2 separate regions of the Homo sapiens genome follow, and region 1 is linked to region 2. The links are chromatin contacts, found by Hi-C or POLR2A ChIA-PET in ENCODE. All regions are on one chromosome and are shown on one strand. The core of a region is the stretch at or near the end of the contact, and the rest is flanking DNA. Distances in the headings are between cores, read along the strand shown. Region 1 overlaps GRID2IP (Grid2 interacting protein). Region 2 holds the start of ZNF12 (zinc finger protein 12).

Region 1 (4,193 bases), core at 1,645-4,144, 190 kb before region 2:
TCAGGTTATGTTGTATATGCTGCATAAAGGTCACGCTGGGAAGGCGCGTCCGTGGGGCCACGTGTGGGCCTAGCCCTGGTGTATTGGGTGTGTACGTGCATGGCTGTGGACACTTCTATGTGGGAGGGGCCCAAATCGGCTGTAAGACCTCATAGGTGAGGCCAGATGCAGTGGCTCACACCTGTAATCCCTGTGCTTTGGGAGGCCGGAGTGGGAGGATCACTTGAGCCCAGGAGGTTGAGGCTGCGGTGAGCCATGATGGCACCACGACACTCCAGCCTGGGCGACAGAGCAAGACTCCGTCTCAAAAAAAAAAAAAAAAAAAAAAAAGGCTGGGCGTGGTGGCTCACACCTGTAATCCCAGTGCTTTGGGAGGCCGAGGTGGGTGGATCATGAGGTCAGGAGATAGAGACCATCATGGTTAACATGGTGAAACCTCTTCTCTACTAAAAACACAAAAGAATAGCTGGGCGTAGTGACATGCGCCTTTAGTCCCAGCTACTCGGGAGGCTGACGCAGGAGAATCGCTTGAACTTGGGAGGCGGAGGTTGCAGTGAGCCAAGATCGTGCCATTGCACTCCAGCCTGGGGCACAAGAGTGAGACTCCATTTCAAAACAAACAAACAAGCAAACAAACACCTTCACATGTGAGAACAGGTGTCTGTCTGTTCACCTGGTGAGCTGGACAGTCAGCAGCTGCAGGCAGGGAAGTGGCAGGGGAGAGGACGCTTACCTGTCATGGCCGTGTAGCCCAGGAAGCATGCGATTTTCTCCTGACAGAGCTCCTGCTCCTCATAGGTCAGCAGCTGGTAGATGAACTGCCACAGGACCTGCTTGGCAGGGGTGTCCAGCACAGGGTAGACGTCAACGATGAGGGTGTCGATGTTCCTGGGGGAAGGTGCAGGAATGTGAGGCTCAATACTCACGGGCTTACCATGATGCACAGAGTGGGGGTAGACAAGACGGCACTTCCAAGCCACAGCGTCTGCCCTCATGCCCTATCCCTACCCTTCAAAGACAGAAGTGGGGGCCGGGCACAGTGGCTCACGCCTGTAATCCCAGCACTTTGAGAGGCCGAGGCAGGTGGATCATTTGAGGTCAGGAGTTCGAGACCAGCCCAGCCAACATGGTGAAAGGCCGTCTCTACTGAAAGTATAAAAATTAGTCAGGTGTGGTGGTGCACACCTGTAATCCCAGCTACTCGGGAGGCTGAGGCAGGAGAATTGCTTGAGCCTGGGAAGTGGAGGTTGCAGTGAGCTGAGATCGTGTCACTGCACTCCAGCCTGGGAGACAGAGTGAGACTCCAACTCAAAAAAAAAAAAAAAGAAAAGAAAAAGAGAGAGAGAGAGAAGTGGGCAGGAAGGCAGGCTCCAGGGATAGGGTAGCCAGACTCCAATCTCAGCTCTGCCACTTACCAGCTAAGTGACCTTTCTCAAGTGACTTACCCTCTCTGTGCCTCAGTTTCCTCATTTGTAAAATGGGGATAAAAATAGCATCTACCTCATAGAGCTGTTGTGAAGATTAAAACACACAGAGCAGGCCTGGCGTGGCGGCTCACGCCTGTAATCCCAGCACTGTGGGAGGCCGAGGCGGTTGGATCACCTCAGATCGGGAGTTCAAGACCAGTCTGGCCAACATAGTGAAACCCCCTCTCTACTAAAAATACAAAAATTAGCTGGGCGTGGTGGCATGTACCCTCAGTCCCAGCTACTCAGGAGGCTGAAGTAGGAGAATCGCTTAGACTGGGAGGCGGAGGTTGTAGTGAGCTGAGATTGCGCCACTGCACTCCAGCCTGGGTGACAGAGCAAGACTCTGTCTCAAAAAAACCCAAAAAACCAAAAAACATATAGAGCAGGCCAGGCATGGTGGCTCATGCCTATAATCCCAGCACTTTGGGAGGCTGAGGCAGGCGAATCATCTGAGGTCGGGAGCTCAAGATCAGCTTAGCCAACATGGTAAACCCTGTTTCTACAAAAAAATACAAAAATGTGGTAGGCATGTTGGTGTGCACCTGTAATCCCAGCTACTCAGGAGGCTGAGGCAGGAGAATCGCCTCGCCTGAGCTCGGGGAGGCGGAGGTTGCACCGAGCCAAGATTGCGCCACTACACTCCATCCTGGGCCACAGAGCGAGACTCTGTCTCAAAAAAATAAATAAATAAACAAAAATAAAAATAGGCTGGGGGTGGTGGCTCACGCCTGTAATCCTAGCACTTTGGGAGGCTGAGGTGGGTGGATCACGAGCTCAGGAGTTCGAGACCAGTCTGGCCAACGTGGTGAAACCCCCTCTCTACTAAAAATACAAAAATCAGCCAGGCGTGGTGGTGTGTGCCTGTAATCCCAGCTACTCGGGAGGCTGAGGCAGCAGAATCGCTTGAACCCGGGAGGTGGAGGTTGCAGTGAGCTGAGATCGCGCCATTGCACTCCAGCCTGGGTGACAGAGCAAGACCCCGTCTCAAAATAATAATAATAAAAAATAAATAAATAAATAAATAAAAATAAAGTAGGAGAATATCTTTTGACCTAGAAGCAGGGAAGAGCTTAAAATTTCAAAAGCCAAAACTGTGGGCGGCAAGCCACCCAGATGCCAAGGCAAGAGACCGAGGGCACAAGCTGTTCCAATATAATAAAGAAAATACATAGAATAAGAATAGTTATACTAGAAATAGATTATAGATATGTATATGAATATTATTAATAATTAGTTTGTAGCATTACTGTTTATTCCAATATTATAATAATCTTTGTCCTACAATTATAACCTAGGAGAAACCAGGCCATACAGAGATAGGAGCTGAAGGGACACGGTGAGAAGTGACCAAAAGACAAGAGTGTGAGCCCTCCGTTATGCCTGGACAGGGCCACTAGAGGGCTCCCTGGTCTACTGGTAACGCCAGTGCCTGGGAAGGCACCCGTTGCTTAGCAGACCGGGAAAGGGAGTCTCCCTTTCCTGGTGGAGTTAAAGAAGACTCTGCTCCACCACTGCTTGCCCGCCCGCAGCCACCCAGAGGCCTAACGCTGTCCCTGTGATGCTGTGCTTCAGTGGTCACGCTCCTGGTCCGCATTCATGTTCTGCCCTGTGCACTCGGCTCCACCTTCTAGATAGCAGCAGCAGAATTAGTGAAAGTACTAAAGTCTTTAAAATGCATAGAAGAAATAATTACGTAAGCTGTCCCCTCTTTCTCTCCGCCTCAGCTACCAAATAGGGAAGGGCCCCCTGTCTGGCGGACACGTGACTCACATGACCTTACCTATCATTGGAGATGACTCTCACTCCATACCCTGCCCCTTTGCCTTGTACACAATAAATAACAGCACGGCCAGGCATTCGGGGCCACTACTGGTCTCCGCGTCTTGGTGGTAGTGGTCCCCCGGGCCCAGCTGTCTTTTCTTCTATCTCTTTGTCTTGTGTCTTTCTTTCTTTTTTTTTTTTTTGAGACAGTCTGGCTCTGTCACCCAGGCTGGAGTGCAGTGGCACAATCTCGTCTCACTGCAAGCTCCGCCTCCCAGGTTCACACCATTCTCCTGCCTCAGCCTCCCGAGTAGCTGGGACTACAGGCGCCTGCCACCACGCCCGGCTATTTTTTTTTTGTATTTTTAGTAGAGACGGGGTTTCACCATGTTAGCCAGGATGGTCTCGATCTCCTGACCTCGTGATCTGCCCATCTCAGCCTCCCAAGGTGCTGGGATTACAGGCATGAGCCACCGCGCCCAGCCGTCTTGTGTCTTTATTTCTACGATCTCTCATCTCCGCACACGAAGAGAAAAACCCACAGGCCCTGTAGGGCTGGACCCTACACAAAACTATAAGACCAAAAATGTGGTGAGTTTGATTATGCAAAATCAAGGTTATCTATTCAAGGAAGCCCAACTTAGACACATTCATATTAGACACAACAGACCTAATAACAGAAGTAACAAATGGGAGAGAAATTTACAATGTTCAAAATCAAGGAGAAATCAGCATCTAAAATATACAAAGGTGTCCAGCCGTCGTGGCTCACAAGTCATCCCAGCACTTTGGCAGGCTGAGGCAGGGGGATCACCTGAGTCAGGAGTTCGAGACCAGCCTGGCCAACATGGTGAAACCCCATCTCTACTAAAAGTACAAAAATTAGCCAGGCATGGTGGTGGGCGCCTGTAATCCCAGCTACTCAGGAGGCTGAGGCAGGAGACACACTTGAACCGGGAAGGC
Region 2 (3,920 bases), core at 166-2,665:
AACATGGTGAAACCCCATGTCTAGTAAAAATACAAAAATTAGCTGGGCGTGGTGGCGGGCGCCTGTAACCCCAGCTACTCGGGAGGCTGAGGCAGGAGAATCGCTTGAACCCGGGAGGCGGAGGTTGCAGTGAGCTGGGATGGCACCATTGCACTCCAGCCTGGGCAACAAAGCGAAACTTGTCTCAAAAACAAACAAACAAACAAACAAAAAACAAACAACAAAAAATGAATTCTGTAATACTCATCTATTTTCTTACTCTTTTAAATAAAGATCAGAAAATCCACAGGATGCCCTAAATAAAGGAATACAGTCGGCATAATTGAGTCTTTATTTGCAGAAACTTCAGTGTGCTACTCAAAAGGATCTTTTATTGAAGAACTTACGCTCACTTAACTAGGATACGGGGGACAGAACACTGGCCTGGGAGATAAAACTCCAGAGTTCTACTATGAGCAACTCCACCCACAAAACCTCGGACAAGTCACCCACCTGCTAAGGCCCTTCCCCTAGCAAATGAGGCAGCAAGAGATAGTTCCTGCAGGCTGTTCCTGCACTACAACGTATGATTCCACAAGAGCAGACCTAAGGGGGAATCAGCACTTAAATGAGAGAACAGAGGTGCTGACGGACGTTTAGATACGGTAGCAATCTGGAGCAGAGAGAGGAGGAAGGGCTGCTGGGGTGAGGGGGGAGTGGAGACAACGTCCGCAGCTGAGGCTGGTGACACCCCCCACGCCCCCGTAAGCCTCGTCCTCGCCGGACCCTGCCTTCAAACCCAAACACACGTCACTCCTGCAAGCGATCGAGACCTTCCACTGTCCCTCACTCTAAGGTGCCCTACACGCGGTGACTTCACCCAGGCCCTTCTCGCCCCGGGCCCGCAAACCCACGACTTACCCTCCTGGGGCTCCGCAGCCTCTGCCCCACCGCTCCCGACAGGCCGGGGCGGGATTGCTGTCGCGGGCGCGCGTCTGCTCGCGAGGTCCCTTCCTGTCCACCTCACCAAGGCCGTTCTGCTCCAGAGGGGCCCGGGCCGGGCCTACGGGACAAATCCAGGCGGGGCGTCCCTCCCGGAGCCCAGATCCGTCTCCCTGGGGCTCACCGTCCTGCGGAGCCGGGGCCGGGCCGTCGAGGACGCACACGGGCCGGGCCCGGGTCCCGCCGCCCCTTCGCCTCCGCCGTCGTCACCGCCCGGCCGGCCCCTTGGGCCCCAGCGCCGTCGGCTCCGGGGGTCGTGCTCGGGGATCCCCGCTTGAGCCTCCGCCTGGCCCGCACAGCCCCGCGCCCGCTTGGGTGCCGGCCCGGCTCTTCGGCGCCCAGCCCCGCAGGCTCCGCGATTCTCGCCCACCGGAGGCCAAAGCCTGGGAACTAGGGCGAGCGGTGACCTGGGGACGCACAGGAAGCGAGGGCACTGCGGCCGCGGCGCGCATGCGCGAACACGCACACAGAGAGGGGTGCACATGCGCAGGAATGCACCGGAAGTCCGCCTCCCGGGACCCGCCGCCGGTCCCAGGACAAATACCGTGACTCTATTTCCCATGAGCCTACGCGCTCCCCAAATTTAGGAGCCATTTGAAATGTCTCTATCTGGTCTAGCGGTTAAGAGGCTCTATGCTAAGAGAATTGGCAACGCCGAACCCCAGACTCAAATTTCTCCTTAGTTTAAGGGAACGTCTTCATGGGGATGTCTTGACTATCTTTAAGGGAACGTCTAGAAAGTCTCTGCTTCCTGTAGCATCTCGTAGACCATGCCTGGGCCAGTCCTGCCTTACCGGAGAGCTCAAGGCTTAAAATCAATGTCCATGTGCAACCGTGACAAATGGAACAAGAGGGTGCATCATGCTAGCTTATGATCACAATGACACATTTAACGAAAACTTCAGTAAATAGAGCCCATGGATGAAATAATAGAGGATTAGCCTGGGACAGGATACCATCCTCGCCCCAACAAGGAGAAAAAGAATTCCAGCTTTTCCAAATCACTTTGAATTAGTGATAGCTAGAAAACTCAGAGAATATGTACAGAATTGAAAGAAGAAAAAAATTAGCCAGAACTCTACTTCCTGAAGAGGATGAGGCAAGCAGAAGAAGAAATTTGCGTCTTAATGGAAAACGAAGCACATTTAGAAAGCCATGTTACTTGATTCCAACCCTGTTCCTTATCTTTGAGGTATTTTACACCTCTTTGAAAACTGTAGGTAATCGATGCAAGTTATGTTCTGTCTGGTGGAAGTTGGTTGACTTCCCACAATCCCCACTAGAGAAAATGCAGTTTTGACTGCATTTCTCCATTTACATAATCATTTCAATATTCCTGATCTGAAAATATGTCTGTTTCTCAGATTCTCTCTCTCTCTCTCTTTTTTTTTTTAATTTTGAGACAGGGTCTCACTCTGCTGTGCATGCTGGAGTTCAGTGGCGAGATCTTGGCTCACTGGTTCAAGGAATTCTCCTGCCTCAGCCTCCCAAGTAACTGGGATTACAGGTGCACACCACCAAGCCCGACTAATTTTTGAATTTTTAGTAGAGATGGGGGTTTCACCATGTTGGCCAGGCTGGTCTTAAACTCCTGACCTCAAGTGATCCACCCGCCTCAGCCTCCCAAAGTGCTGGGATTACAGGCATGAGCCACCATGTCCAGCCCTCAGATTCTCTTTTGAACCAGTTATAATATCTGCCTGTTTCCTCTTGAATTAAATAAAATCTTTAGCATGTGCTCATTTTTATATCTGTATCAGAGTCATGATTTTACTTTTATGTTTTAAGGTTTTCCAGGTCTTTGCAGAAGTCCCTGATGGAATCACATGACTGAGCCAGGAAAACCTCAGGACTGGAGTGCCTCATGAACTGTTGAAGCCCAGGTGAATCTTTTCTTGGCTCCCAGGAATGAGTCCAAAGTGCCAGTAGAAATTTGCTGGCTTCTCATTTTTCAGTAATTTCCCCATTTACCAATCCTGTGTTTTACTTTGGTTTGCATTTGTTTACATTGCTAGCATCACTGATTGGGACTTTGTTTGTTTTTGTTGTTTCAAGGCAAAGTCTCACTCTGCCGCCCAGGCTGGAGTGCAGGGGTACGATCTCGGCTCACTGCAACTTCTGCCTCCCAAGTTCAAGTGATTCTCCTGCCTCAACCTCCTGAGTAGCTGGGACTATAGGTGCATGCCACCATGCCCGACTAATTTTTGTATTTTTAGTAGAGACGGGGTTTTTCCATGTTGGCCAGACTGGTCTCGAACTCCTGACCTCAGGTGGTAGACTCGCCTCAGCTTCCCAAAGTGGTGGGATTACAGGCGTGAAGCACCGCGCTGGGCTAGGAATTTGGTTTTATGGTCTGATCACATGGTGATCTCTGTAATGAGATTAATGTTTGCAAAGACCTAATCTCTGTTGGGTGAGAGACATCAGAGTCTGATTTGTTATTCTATTTCTCTGTCTATTTTGAGCTGAAATCAATTAAGAATTTCATGCCCACTGGGAGGAGAAGAGCTCTTTCATATCTGGAAGGGTGAGTTTTTGCATTTTTGTGTTTACTCTTGACCCATGTCTGAAATTTTAGAATTGAAGCTGTAAGCTCTATTTCTTTGTATGTCTGTGTGTCTGTAATTTAGAAAGGTCTTTACCTCTGATTGTGTGAGTGTCTAATGTTTTTCCACCTCTGAATGGTATTATAGTAGATATAGAGTTTGTTTGTTTGTTTTTGAGACAGGGTCTCACTCTGTCGTCCAGGCTGAAGTGCAGTGTGTGCGATCACGGATCACTGCAGCTTCAACCTACCTGGGCTCAGGTGTTCCTCCCACCTCAGCCTCCCAATTAGCTGGGACTGCAGGTGTGTACCACCATACCCAACTAATTTTCGTATTCTCTATAGAGATGGGGTTTTGCCATGTTGCCCAGGATGGTCTCGAACTTCTGGGCTC

What was found. Hi-C counts contacts between places; a loop is a spot of excess contacts on that map. ChIA-PET counts read pairs that join two places held with the same protein, here RNA polymerase II (POLR2A). Pooled maps may share reads with other maps.
Region 1: a pooled map shows a loop between it and region 2 (3-fold over the local background). The contact joins the enhancer-like site here to the promoter of ZNF12 in region 2. A Hi-C loop is called at or near these places in 6 of 168 maps with a recorded cell type or tissue (B cell, CD4-positive, alpha-beta T cell, ascending aorta and 2 more), 2 of 37 single-sample maps with no recorded cell type and 14 of 50 pooled maps. POLR2A ChIA-PET finds 5 or more read pairs at or near these places in 3 of 52 experiments (Caco-2, MCF 10A and activated B cell).

What each region holds. Positions count from the first base shown.
Region 1 is chr7:6,513,642-6,517,834 of GRCh38, forward strand. GRID2IP (Grid2 interacting protein) reads right to left here. Exons shown (of 22, transcript NM_001145118.2): 8 at 734-888. LOC101927325 (a long non-coding RNA gene) reads left to right here. Exons shown (of 5, transcript XR_007060200.1): 5 at 2,765-3,394. Among named protein-coding and RNA genes, the nearest start is that of KDELR2, 32 kb to the left of the region's middle. Within about 2 kb of position 2,895, at least 2 of the 41 ENCODE cell types and tissues checked have a DNase peak (open chromatin) inside an H3K27ac peak, as active enhancers do.
Region 2 is chr7:6,705,532-6,709,451 of GRCh38, forward strand. It overlaps ZNF12 (zinc finger protein 12), which reads right to left and starts at 1,416. Exons shown (of 5, transcript NM_016265.4): 1 at 901-1,416. RefSeq lists a silencer at 1,032-1,391 and an enhancer at 1,085-1,584.